Regions from separate parts of the Homo sapiens genome. Here region 1 is linked to region 2. Evidence: chromatin contacts called from ENCODE Hi-C or POLR2A ChIA-PET data. All regions are on one chromosome and are shown on one strand. Each heading gives the region's core, a stretch centred on a gene start or an enhancer-like site at or near the end of the contact. The rest is flanking DNA. Distances are from core to core; before and after follow the strand shown.

What was found. A loop is a pair of places that touch in the nucleus more often than their neighbours do. ChIA-PET counts read pairs that join two places held with the same protein, here RNA polymerase II (POLR2A). Pooled maps may share reads with other maps.
Region 1: a loop to region 2 is called in a pooled map, with 2.6 times the contacts of the local background. The contact joins two enhancer-like sites. A Hi-C loop is called at or near these places in 2 of 50 pooled maps. POLR2A ChIA-PET finds 5 or more read pairs at or near these places in 2 of 52 experiments (OCI-LY7 and activated naive CD4-positive, alpha-beta T cell).

The regions. Positions count from the first base shown.
Region 1 is chr3:48,110,065-48,116,695 of GRCh38, forward strand. No RefSeq gene overlaps it. Among named protein-coding and RNA genes, the nearest start is that of CDC25A, 75 kb to the right of the region's middle. RefSeq lists enhancers at 3,329-3,830, 3,831-4,330, 5,959-6,631. Within about 2 kb of position 2,572, at least 4 of the 41 ENCODE cell types and tissues checked have a DNase peak (open chromatin) inside an H3K27ac peak, as active enhancers do.
Region 2 is chr3:47,988,445-47,995,585 of GRCh38, forward strand. The region is part of intron 2 of MAP4 (microtubule associated protein 4); the gene reads right to left. Among named protein-coding and RNA genes, the nearest start is that of MAP4, 24 kb to the right of the region's middle. Within about 2 kb of position 1,652, at least 4 of the 41 ENCODE cell types and tissues checked have a DNase peak (open chromatin) inside an H3K27ac peak, as active enhancers do.

The DNA.
Region 1 (6,631 bases), core at 1,322-3,821, 120 kb after region 2:
TTGCCCAGGCTGGTCTTGAACCCCTGGTTCAAGTGCTTCTCCCACCTCTACCTCCTAAAGTGCTGGGATTACAAGGTGTGAGCCACTTAGCCCTACCCTATAAGATTATAATACTGCATTTTTGGCCAGGCACGGTGGCTTAAGCCTATAATCCCAGCACTTTGGGAGGCCAAGGCAGGTGAATCGCTTGAGGTCAGGAGTTCGAGACCAGTCTGGCCAAGATGGTGAAACCCTGTCTCTACTAAAAATACAAAAATTAGCTGGGCATGACTGCAGCTGCCTATAATCCCAGCTACTTGGAAAACTGAGGCACGAGAATTACTTGAACCCAGGAGGTGGAGGTTGCAGTGAGCTGAGATTGTGCCACTGCACTCCAGCCTGGAATAGAGCGAGACTCAGTCTCAAAAAAAAAAAAAGATTATAATACTATATTTTTACTGTACCTTTTCTATGTTTAGATATGTTTAGATACATAAATATTTACCAGGTGTTACAATTGCCTATAGTATTCAGTGCAGTAACACGCTGTACAGGTTTGTGGTGTAGGAGCAACAGGCTACATCCTGTACCCTGGGTATTCTAGGTATTTAGTAGGCTGTATCATCTAGGTATGTGTAAGTACACTCTATGGTGTTCGCACAATGATGAAATCACTTAGTGATGCATTTCTTAGAACACATCCCTCTTGTTAAGCTAAGTAAAACTGTATTTGGTCTTTATCCCACTTTTCTGGCATACAACTCCTAAAATTATTGGAATTCAGAGTGGTATCTTTTGTACACTATTAAGTTGCCTGGTGGCTGGCAGCCCCTAGGTAGCTTCAGGATGGGGGCTAGTAACAGCGAAGACCAAGGCAGATTAGAGGGTTGTAACTTTTCAGCACCACTCCCCAACCTCCTGGGAGAGGAGAGAGGCTGACAGTTAAGTCGATCACCAATGGTTAATTATTTAATCAACCATGCCTATGTAATGAAGTCTCCATTAAAAATCCAAATGAGGCCAGGCACAGTGGCTCACACCTGTAATCCTAGCGCTTTGAGAGGCAGAGATGGGCAGATCACTAGAGCCCAGACATTCAAGACCAGCCTGGGCAACATGACGAGACCATCTCTCTACAAAAAAAATAAATACAAAAAAAATTAGGCTGGGTGCAGTGGCTCACGCCTGTAATCCCAACACTTTGGGAGGCCAAGGAGGGTAGATCACCTGAGGTCAGGAGTTCGAGACCAGCCTGGTCAACATGGTGAAACCCCATCTCTACTGAAAATATGAAAAATAGCCAGGCGTGGTGGTGCATGCCTATAATCCCAGCTATTCAGGATACTAAACCTTCAACATATGGGATCTGACTCTATCTCTGGGTAGATAGTGCCAGAATTAAACTGAATTGGAGGACATATAGCTGGTGTCCACAGCTGAAGGACTACTTGCTTGGTGTGGGGGGAAAAACTCCCGTACACTGGTCACAGAAGTATTGTTGACTGCTGAGTAAGAGAATAGGAAAAATCACTTGGTTGTTTTTTTTTGTTCCTCCACCTATAATGTCATGTTTGGTGTCAGAAGTGGGATTTACTACACCAGCCCTGCTCATGGAAACATGTAGTTTGGGAAGAAAAAGGATAAAGGGTGGGAGGTGAGGAACTTTTGATTCCTGGGTGGCCGTGTGGTCCCCCATGGTACGAAGTATCAGCTGTGCTACAATCAGTTACAAAAGGTAAAAGTTACCAATAAAATTTAGAGATGGATCCAACTCCCAGGGAGTAGGTTTACCAAATGGATAAAGAAATGCAAACTAGGCTGGGTGCAGTGACTCACGCCTGTAATCCCAGCACTTTGGGAGGCCGAGGCGGGAGAATCACTTGAGGTCAGGATTTCCTCAACACCAGCCTGGGTGACATGGTGAAACCCTGTCTCTAATAAAAATACAAAAATTAGGTCGGGCACGATGGCTCATGCCTGTAATCCCAGCACTTTGGGAGGCTTCAGCAGGCAGATCACCTGAGGCCAGGAGTTTGAGACTAGCCTGACCAACATGGAGAAACCCCAACCCTACTAAAAATACAAAGTTAGCCAGGCGTAGTGGCATGCGCCTGTAATCCCAGGTACTCAGGAGGCTGAGGCAGGAGAATCGCTTGAACCCAGGAGGTGGAGGTTGCGGTGAGCCGAGATTGCACCATTGCACTCCAGCCTGGGCAACAAGAGCAAAACTCTGTCTCAAAACAATGACAACAACAACAACAAAAATACAAAAATTAGCTGGGCATGGTGGTGCGGGCCTGTAGTCCCAGCTACTTGGGAGGCTAAGGTGGGAGGATCACTTAAGCCTGGGAGGTGGAGATTGAAGTGAGCCTAGATTGCACCACTGCACTCCAGCCTGGGTGACAGAATGAGACCATGTCTCAAAACAACAAAAAAGAAATGCAAACTAATAAGAAAAAAACACAAAATTTCAATTCCTTGTTTACTGTTATATATAATAGCTAAAAATGAAAGTAAAAGGGAGTTCTGGGTCAATCTTGATGCTAGACTAAGTTTAGCTTTCAGTTAGTCTGAGCTTTGGCCACAAGCCACAAAGCCTCCCCCAGAAGGGAAAAATTATAGAGAGACAACAGAAAGTACCTCTAAGACCTGTGGTTACCAAAAAGGCAGTCAATGCGGGGAAGCAGCAAAACCAAGATACTGTGAAAACTAGAGGGATAGTATGAAGGAAGCGTTTCATTTTGCAGATTGGTATCATCAGGCTCCTGAGGAGGCTTTACTAAAATGGATTTTGAGAGCAACAAATTTAGGAGCAGTATCTTTGGTTTGAAGTGCTGCAGAGTGAAAGAGCATGTTTGGGTTGATACAGGACCCACAGCTCACTATGGAACAATCACAGATAGCTCTACGACACACAGACACATAGGAGGTTATTCCCAAGGGAACAGCCAGCCTGATGGACTGGATAAAAGCCATGGTAAGGTCTGTTTACCCTGCAAAGGGGGACTGCCTGGCTCCACCTACAAATGCCAAATAGAACACTCAGATGAAGCAGCTGATATACTTCATATGCAAGCCATATGGGACTGGCTTTAGGATAAATGACATATTCACTCACTTAATATTGCCAAGAACCCTTTAATGGGAACCCCAGCCCCCTAAAATAACTATATTGCTGCAAAAGGGAAAGACAATTCGGGAAGCCTTATCAAATGTACTGTCTCAGATTCCCCTCACGAGTCTTTCAGATGCTAATAAAAACACTACGTTAGCCATTGTTTCGGACAAAGCTCCTGCACTAGGCCCCAAAAGACCAGACTAAAAACTAAAATGGGCCGGGCAAGGTGGCTAACGTCTGTAATCCCATCACTTTGGGAGGCTGAGGCTGGCGGATCACCTGAGGTTAGCCGGGCATGGTGGCGGACACCTGTAGTCCCAGCTACTCGGGAAGCTGAGACAGGAGAATTGCTTGAACCCGGGAGGTGGAGGTTGCAGTGAGCCGACACTGCGCCACTGCACTCCATCCTGGGCAACAAAAGTGAGACTCTGTCTCAAAAAAAAAAAAAAGGAAAAAACTAAAATAGAATTACTCATGCTAAAATTATATGTTAAGAAACCAAGCTGTTTACCTGACCTTCTGAGAAATCAGAAGAATGAGAGATAATAGCCAAATTCCAAAACAGGCCAGTTTTATGTAACATGATGATGAAGTTCCCTCTGTGTGTGTTTTTTGTTTTTTTTTTTTTTTAGACAGAGCCTCGCTCTGTTGCCCAGGCTGGAGTGCAGTGGCGCGATCTCAGCTCACTGGAACCCCTTCCTCCCAAATTCAAGCTATTCTCGTGCCTCAGCCTCCTGAGTAGCTGGGGCTACAGGCACGTGCCACCATGCCCAGCTAATTTTTTGTATTTTTAGTAAAGACAGGGTTTCACCATGTTGGCTAGGCTGGTCTTGAACTCCTGACCTCGTGATCCACCCACTTCGGCCTCCCAAAGTGCCGGGATTACAGGCGTGAGCCACCACACCCAGCCCCACAACTCCTTAGCTTAACATGGAGACTCCCTTCTATTGATTTCTGGTCTTTAGATAAACTCTCAAACTCTTTTAACCAATGGCAAATCAGAGACTCTTTGAAGTCCATTTATGACCTAGACTTGGAAACACCCGCCACTTGAAGATGTCCTGCCTTTCCAGACCAAACCAATGTACATCTTACATGTATTGATTGATGTCTTCTGTCTCCCTAAAATGTATAAAACCAGTCTGTAGGCCGGACGCGGTGGCTCACGCCTGTAATCCCAGCACTTTGGGAGGCCGAGGTGGGCGGATCACGAGGTCAGGAGATCGAGATCACCCTGGTTAACACGGTGAAACCCTGTCTCTACTAAAAAAATACAAAAAATTAGCCGGGCATTGTGGTGGGCGCCTGTAGTCCCAGCTACTCGGGAGGCTGAGGAAGGAGAATGGCATGAACCCAGGAGGCAGAGCTTGCAGTGAGCTGAGATTGAGCCACTGCACTCTAGCCTGGGCGACAGAGCGAGACTCCATCTCCAAACAAACAAACAAACAAACAAACAAACAAAAAAACCAGTCTGTGGCCTGACCACTGTAAAAACTAAAGGTTCCTCTTCAAAGACTTTCCTCCCCATTTAATTAGGAATAAATAGTAACTTCTCTTAGAAGCAAAATTTATTCAAAGACCTGTGCTAACATTCTTAAATATCTGCTAGCCATGATAAAGAAATCAATGTACTTTATGTTTTTAGCTTCCAAGGTGTTTTTACCTTTCTTAGCATTCCACAAGTTACTTTCTCCTTCCTTTGTTCTCCTCTACCTTTGCCTCTTTTAAAAAGTTCTAAGTTGCTAGCCAATCAGGACAAATACAGAATGTGAGGTCCCGTTCCAGCCAGTGGAAACCAGACACAGCAGTAGGGTGGATGTGTCAGGTTATAAATGACCCTGTCTCCTTTGTTCAGTGTACTCTCGTGGCAAAACTGCTGGTGAGTGTACCCTTTCTGCAGGAAGTAAAAATGGCCTTACTAAGGAAATTATATTTATGTTCAAGTGCTATTTCTTTACGGCACTGGGAAACAAGCATTTCAAATGCCACCTTGGGCACATGTTCTCAGGATCTCCTGGGGCTCTGTCATGGCCCATGGTCACTCATATTTGGCTCTGAATAAATCTCTTCAAATATTTTACTGAGTTTGACTCTTTTCTTTGACAGTACCCTTAAGATTTGTTTATTTCTTTTTCTTTTTCTTTTTTTTCTTTTTTGAGATGGAGTATCACTCTTGTCGTCCAGGTTGGAGTGCAGTGGTGCGATCTCGGCTCACTGCAACCTCCACCTCCCGGGTTCAAGCAAGTCTCCTGCCTCAGCCTCCCAAGTAGCTGGGAACACAGGCACACACCACCATGCCCAGCAAATTTTTGTATTTTTAGTAGAGATGGGATTTCACCATGTTGGCCAGGCTGGTCTCGAAATCCTGACCTCGGGTGATCCACCCACCTCGGCCTCCCAAAGTGCTGGGATTACAGGCATGAGCCACCGCGCGTGGCCTTTTTTTTTTTTTTTTTTTTTTTTTTTTTTTTTTTTTTTTCAAGATGGAGTTTTGCTCTTGTTGCCCAGGCTGGAATGCAATGGTGCGATCTCAGCTCATTGCAACCTCTGCCTCCTAGGTTCAAGCGATTCTCCTGCCTCAGCCTCCATAGTAGCTGAGATTACAGGCATGCGCCACCACATCTGGCTAGTTTTGTATTTTTAGTAGAGATGAGGTTTCACCATGTTGGTCTGGCTGGTCTCAAACTCCTGGCCTCAAGTGATCCACCTGTGGGATATGATGAGGTTTCTCTTCAGATAACCTGATCAATCATTTATTCTTTAATTCATAGTACCCCCCACCCTTTTTTTTCTCCTTTTTCTCCTTTTTTCCTTTTTGCCTTTGTTAGATGCCCAGGCACGCCGCCACAGTACCAGGCGTTATCAGTACCAGCTCACATTCCTTTCCTTATTTGGAAAGAGGACTAACTTTGTAGCTCATTACAGACACCCCTTACCCTTCCTCTCCACTTTCTTTTACGTGCCCACCCTATCTAAAAAAAATCAAATGTTTAGCCAACCGGGATTAGTTTAAATTGTATGACCCGGCCCCGGCCAATGGGGAAAGGGTACAGGGGCAGAACTTGTGTCAGGAATAAAGGCTCTCATGCTCCTTTGTTCAGGTGTGCTCTCATGGCAACTGGCCAAGGAGGCACCCCTCTGCACAGAAACAAAATTGCTTTGCTAAGGATCCTTTGTTCAAGTGTTCAATTTCCTTAGGATTTTGAGCGTTATTCCTAACGCACCTGCCTCGGCCTCCCAAAGTGCTGGGGTTACAGGCACGAGCCACTGCGCCTGGCCTATTTTTTATTTGTTTATTTATTTTTGAGACAGAGTTTCACCCTGTTGCCCAAGCCAGAGTGCAGTGTCAAGATCTTGGCTCACTACAACCTCCGCCTCCCCGGTTCAAGCGATTCTTCTGCCTCAGCCTCCTGAGTAGCTGGAATTACAGGCATGCCACCGTGCCCAGCTAATTTTTTTATTTTTAACTTTTTTTAGTAGAGACGGGGGTTTCACCACGTTGGCCAGGCTGGTCTCAAACTCCTGACCTCAGGT
Region 2 (7,141 bases), core at 402-2,901:
AGGAGGAAATATGTGGTGGGACCATGTGGAAGTTCTGTTCTGATTAAGCCAATTAATTTATGAATATGACTTATGAATATGAACAGGAGAGCAAGTGCCAGAAGTTTCAGAGAGTAGATGTGAAACAGTTGTCTAGGAAAGTGAAATATTTTACAAACTCATGTGAATTAGTGGCAGAGTCCCTCAGTTTGTGCTCTGTATTGAAATGAAGCAAGATTCTTTTACATTTCCTGAACATACATCTAATAATTCTATTTGAATTTAAAAAATGGATTTTTAGTTTTTAAAAACTATCAGTGAGATACTAGATCAAGTAGAAAGTATGTGTTCATGAAAAAGGTATAGTTTCACAGAAAGAACAGGGGTTTATTTTATTTATTTATTTTTTGAGACGGAGTCTCGCTGTCGCCCAGGCTTGAATGCAGTGGCACGATCTTGGCTCACTGCAACCTCCACCTTCTGGGTTCAAGACTCTCTTGCCCCAGCCCCCTGAGTAGCTGGGATTACTGGTGAGCACCACCACGCCTGGCTAATTTTTTGTATTTTTAGTAGAGATGAGATTTCACCATGTTGATCAGGCTGGTCTCGAACTCCTGACTTCGTGATCTGCCTGCTTCAGCCTCTCAAAGTGCTGGGGATTACAGGCATGAGCCACCATGCCCAGCCAGAACAGGGGTTTAAAATGAGAAGATCCAGTAGCTCATGTCTGTAATCCCAGCACTTTGGGAGGCCTAGGCGGAAGGGCTGCTTGAGGCCAGGAGTTTGAGACCAACCTGGGCAATATAGCAAGACCACATCTCTATTTAAAAAATATTGTTTTAATTGTTTAATAAAAATAAAAGTGAGATTAGAAGATCTGGGTTCAGGTTGTGCTGTCATTATTAACTAAATGATCAAATGCAACCTTCTCATTTCTAATACTTAAGCTTCACCTGGGAAGTGGGACTAAATGCAGTAATACAGGATGTCAACTGTACAGTGCTAAATAGTAATTGTTATTCTCACTGTTATTAGCTATTGTTATTCTCACTGTTATTAACTATATGTTGACCAACTGTAAATTTATCTATCAACCACCTATAGAATAACTGTAGGCTGATCAAGAAACTTTACTAGAATAAAATAAAATGAAAGCAAGAAGAGGTTAGAAAGGAAGAAGAGAAGCTGGATTCTACTATACATACAACACCTCACAATCTAAAAATATAAGCCCAGGAGAGAATAAAAACAACGTAACAACACTAAAAACAATAAGGTTGACAAGTAGAAAAAAGGCTTGTATATTTCCCTGCCAGATAAGACATACTGGACCCTAATCATACTGCACATTACTGGAAAAGTCCTAATTCAAAAGATGCTATAATGTGTTTTCTCACTGACTGACTTCCCCAGAGAACCCCCATTTCATGAAATGAAAACTTTCTCAGTGAAATACACACAGCATCGAAAATAGCACACTTTTTTTTTTTAGAAACTAATCACATTCTCTGAGATATAAAGATATTCAAATTTACTTTATTTTGTTGATTCCCTCTCCCCAGGAGATGTCAGATTCCCACAGCAGGCAAATCAGCTTGGCAGAGAAGTAGCAAGAACCTGAGAAGGCATGTGTGCTGTGAGTCAGCCTTGGGCAAAACAGCCAGGTCTCAATGCAAGGGAACCCTCTGGTGCTGTCAGACCCATGCCAACACTGCCCTCTACTGGCCAATTAAGCTGGTTGCAATTTTCTGCAAAAGAAATACCAGTGTATTAAGGAGAAATTCTGCAGTATCTATTAATAGTTGTCACTTAGGCCCTTTTCCATGGATTAGTGTTTCTCAATCATGCATGTGTATCCGAGTCACCTATTATGGCTTGTTAAAACAGACTGCTGGTGTGTGGCAGGGTACGGTGTCTCCCACCTGTAATCCCAGCACTATGGGAAGTCAAGGCAGGAGGATCACTTGAGCCCAGCAGTTCAAAACCAGTCCAGTCCAGGCAACACAGTGAGACCTTGTCTTTACTAAAAATGCAAAAAACTTAGCCAGGCCATTGCCCTGTGTTAACTTCTTATTCTATGGGAATAAGCTTTTAGCTTCAAAGGCCTTATGGAATGTTGAGGAGAAAGCATTTTCTCGACTTCAGAAGAAGAACTATTTAATCACACAGAGAACAGAAAAATTAAGTGACTTGTTCCATAAATGTGCTATTTGTGTCTGAGGGTCAATACTGTGCTAGATGATCATCTGAAAGAACAAGAGTCACAGATGTTTGCTTCGTCATTCACATCTAAGAGAAAGGGTTCTATCTTTTGTCTCCCTCACCTAGAAAATAGGGCCATATAATGCTGATAATGAACAATTAAGGAAAACACCATTTTTTAAGGAAAAAAGTCAGGAAGTACATAATTTTCTTTTTATTTTTTTCTTATTACAGCCGTGGTGCAAAACAAGTAGTACACATATCCTGAAAAAGTATTTGAGAATTGTTTCCCAAGGTGATAGGCATTTTAGAAGAAGAGTTTGACACCAATTTTATTTCTAGGTATTGGTATTTAGATGGTTTACACAGGCAATGCTAAGATAAAATACTTGTAGAAGCAAGAATAAGTTGAAGTGCAAAAGGAAATGAGTATAGTAGATCCAAAGAAAAGGAATAAAGGTCGGGGGGTTCTTGTGTTGCCAGGCATGAAGGCAGAAATCATACTTAGAGAAAAAAGCAATTTTCCTACTTTGTCATAAATGCCATAAAAGCAACCCTGCTTTCTTACTTCTCATTTTATAAGTTGAAGACAATTAGGGTGGACATGTAAGAATTAAAGGAAATAAAACACCATTGTTCAAAGAGTTCTATTATGTGTAACCTACTCAACCGTCCCTTCTATATCTAGAGGCAAGAAAATGGTTGATAAACTTCCACTGGTTGGCCTAACTAAGCCTGTTGTAAGAACATATCGAGAGCACTAGGCTGGGTGTGGTGGCTCACACCTGTAATCCCAGTGCTTTGGGAGGCTAAGGCAGGAGGATCGCTTGAGGCCATGAGTTCCAGACCAGCCAGAGGAACACAGTCTGACTGTCGCTATAAAAATAAAAGGATAAGCAAGGCACGCGCACCTGTAGTCCAAGCTATTCAGGAGCCTGAGGCAGGAGGAACGTTTGAGCCCAGGAGTTACGTTAGATGTTGCAGTAAGCTATGATTGTGCCACTGCACTCCAGCCTAGGTGACATGGAAAGAATCTGTCTTTTCTTTTTTTTTTTTGAGACGGAATTTCGCTCTTGTTGCCCAGGCTGGAGTGCAACAATGGCACGATCTCGGCTCACGGCAACCTCTGCCTCCCGGGTTCAAGTGATTACTCTTGCCTCAGCCTCCTGAGTAGCTGGGATTACAGGTGCCCACCACCACGCCCAGCTAATTTTTTTGTGTTTTTAGTAGAGACAGGGTTTCACCATGTTAGCCAGGCTGGTCTCGAACTCCTGACCTCAGGTGATCCACCCGCCTCAGCCTCCCAAAGTGCTGGGATTATAGGCGTGAACCACCGCGCCCAGTAAGACCCTGTCTTCAAAAAAAAAAAAAGTGTCAGCAATCAGCAGTAGTTTACTGAACCTCATCTAAGAACAAAATCAAACTTAAAGTTAGATGTATAATAAAACATTAATGAAGTCTAGGGCCCTTCCATCACTTCTAAAGATGTATTCAGAAGAACATCTTGTTTAGAATGTTCTCCAGGAAAAACACAAATATGAAACCTGTCATTATGGCAAAAACCATCAGTCCGATAATGTATAAAAATCAGACCCACAGCAGAGAAGTCTCCATTCATAAAGAACTCACTAATTGCACCAGATTTCTACAAGACTAAATAAGGCGGCTTCCTTCGTTTTTCTTATTTGATGTCTCCAAACAGCCATCACCCCTTCCTTTAAGTTAAGACTTCTACAACTTTTAGGAAGCTGGTATGGAAAAAATGTAGTAATTTACAACCTATCATAATTATAAACTTTATTATTATTATTATTTTTAGAGACGGGGTCTCTCTCTGTCACCCAGGCTGCAGCACAGTGGTGCTTTTATGGCTCACTGCAGCCTCGACCTCTGGGGCTCAAGTGATTGCCTCCTACCTCAGCTTCCTGTGTAGCTCGGACTACAGGCGCACACTACCACGCCCAGCTATAATTATAAACTTTAAACATGGTATCTTCAACAAGTTCGTGGAAAATGCATTCTATGAAAAAATTATTCATGGATTTCAAGGGAGTTTTTTTGTATCAAAATAACTCATACTCCAGCCTGACCAATATGGCGAAACCCCATCTCTACTAAAAATACAAAAATTAGCTGGGCATGGTAGCATGTGCCTATAAGCCCAGCTACTCAGGAGGCTGAGGCAGGAGAATCTCTTGAACACAGGAGGTAGAGGTTGCAGTGAGCCGAGACTGTGCCACCGCACTCCAGCCTGGGTGACAGAGAGACACTCCATCTTAAAAAAAAAAAAAAAAAGCTCATACTAACTTGTTATAACACGTCTGAACAGGATCTAGTTTGAAGCACTAAAAAGGATAAAACATCAGTTTGAAAAGAGCCCCTAATAAAGCAACATGAATTCTGCTAAAATTGAAGCAAAAGCAAATGGTAAATTTATGGTGAAGCTTGGATGAAAGAATGGTGAAATCACTGATGCTTTGTGTAAAGTTTATGGGGACAATGCCCCAAACAAATCAGTAGTTTACACATGAATAACTTGTTTTAAGACATCAGCCAGATGCAGTGGTCCGCACCTATAGTCCCAGCTACTTGGAAGGCTGAGACAGGAGGATCACTTGAGCCCAGGAGTTCAAGGCTGTAGTGTGCTATGGTTACACCTGTAAATAGTCACTATACTCTAATTTGGGCAATGTAGTAAGACTCTGTCTCAAAAAAAGAAAAAAAATAAAGGAGGAGATGATGTTGAAGATGAAGCCCACCGTGGCAGACCACCAATATCAATTTGAGAGGAAAAAAGAATGATCTAATTGAAGAGGATTGACAATTAGCAGAAACAATAGCCAATACCACAGACATCTCAATTGGTTCAGTTTATACAATTTTGGCTGATAAATTAAAATTGAGCAAACTTTCCACTCAACTGGTGCCAAAATGGTTGCATCCAGATGAGCTGCAAAGAGCAGAGCTTTCGATGTAAATTTTAAACAAGTGGGATCAAGATCCTGAAGCATTTCTTTGAAGAATTGTAACAGGAGATGAAATATGGTTTTACCAGTATAATCCTAAAGACAAAGCACAATCAAAGCAATGGCTACCAAGAGGCGTAAGTGCTGTAGTCAAAGCAAAAGTGGATCAGTCAAGAGCAAACACAAGAGTTTTTTAGGATGCTCAAAGCACTTTGTCTGTTGACTTTCTGGAGAGCCAAAGAATGACAACATCTTATTATGAGGGTGTTTTGAGAAAGTCAGCCAATGCTTTAGCAGAAAAACAGCCAGGAAAGCTTCATCAGAGAGTCCTTCTCCACCAGGACAATGCTCCTGTTCATTCCTTTCATCAACAAAGATAATTTGTGACAGTTTTGATGAGAAATCATTAGGCAACCACCTTACAACAGTCCTGATTTGGTTCCTTCTTTTTTGTTTCCTAATCTTTAAAAAAATCTTTGGTAGCAACAAAAAATTAAAAACTTAAACCAAAAAAAACTTTAAAGGGCATCCATTTTTCTTCATTTCTTCATTTTTCTTCATTTAATAATGTAAAAAAGCCAGGCACAGTGGCTCACACCTATAATCCCAGCACAAAAGAAAAACAAATATTTACTCCAAAAAATTTGGATTCCTTAATGGAAAACGGGAAAATCTATTCTCTCTTAATCCATAATGCACGGTGGAGACATTTGTTCTTTGACTGACTAACATAAACAAAGAAAACCTAGTATGAAGAAAGGAATGATAAGATGTAAATATGGTAGCAACTAGTCATGGTTGAGATGCTCTTCCCATCCTAATATTAACTTACCCTCATCAGTCATAGGTGAAAGAAGCTAGCTGCTTTTCGTTTTCTAATTTCCTTTAACTGTGCATTGTTTCCATCATCTGGGAATGAGCCTAGGTGGATAAGGACAGTGAGGTGGTAGCAGTAGATTTTCTTGTGCTTCATCTTGAGTTATTTGATCCATGTAACATTAACTTGGCCCAAGAGGAGGAAAGTTTTTAAGACATTATTTTATTTATAAAAAATTAAATCCTCCCTGCTACTTTTGATATGTAAATGGTGGCTCATGCCTGTAATCCCAGCACTTTGGGAGGCCAAGGCAAGTGGATCACCTGAGGTCAGGAGTTTGAGACCAGCCTGGCCAACAGGGCGAAACCCCATCTCTACTAAAAATACAAAAATTAGCCAGGCATGGTGGTGCAGGCCTGTAATCCCAGCTACTGGGGTGTTGAGGCAGGAGGATCGCTTGAACCTGGGAGGCGGAGGATGCAGTGAGCAGAGATCGTGCCACTGCACTCCAGCCTGTGCAATAGAGCGGGACTCCATCTCAAAAAAAAAAAAAAAAAGTTCATTAACTCAGAAAGACTACTCCAGAAATTGGCGAGTGGTTACTCCAGGAAGGAGAACTGTCTGGCTAGGGTGTAGGGATTGGGAGAATTTGTTTTACCGTACATCCCTTTGGACCAATTGGATTTTGTACATGTGTATTTTTTAGCCTGTTCAAAAAATGTATGAGTTTCTGGAAAATTGAATTAAAGGATAAAAATAAAATATGAACTTTACTTCTCAACATAAGCTTTTGCAACATCAAGATACTTTTGTAAGCAATGATAGCAACTTTTTTTCTTTTCTTTTTTTTTTTTTTTTTTGAGACAGAGTCTCGTTCTCTCGCCCAGGCTGGAGTGCAGTGGCACGCTCTCCACTCACTGCCACCTCCGCCTCCCAGGTTCAAGTGATTCTTGTACCTCAGCCTCCTGAGTACCTGGGATTACAGGTGCACACCATTACCCCTGGCTAATTTTTGTATTTTTAGTAGAGGTATGGTTTCACCATGTTGGCCAGGCTGGTCTCAAACTCCTGACCTCAGGTGAGCCACCTGCCTTGGTCTCCCAAAGTGCTGGGATTACAGGCGTGAGCCACTGCACCTGGTCTGGAGTAAATATTTATATGGATATAATTAGAACTC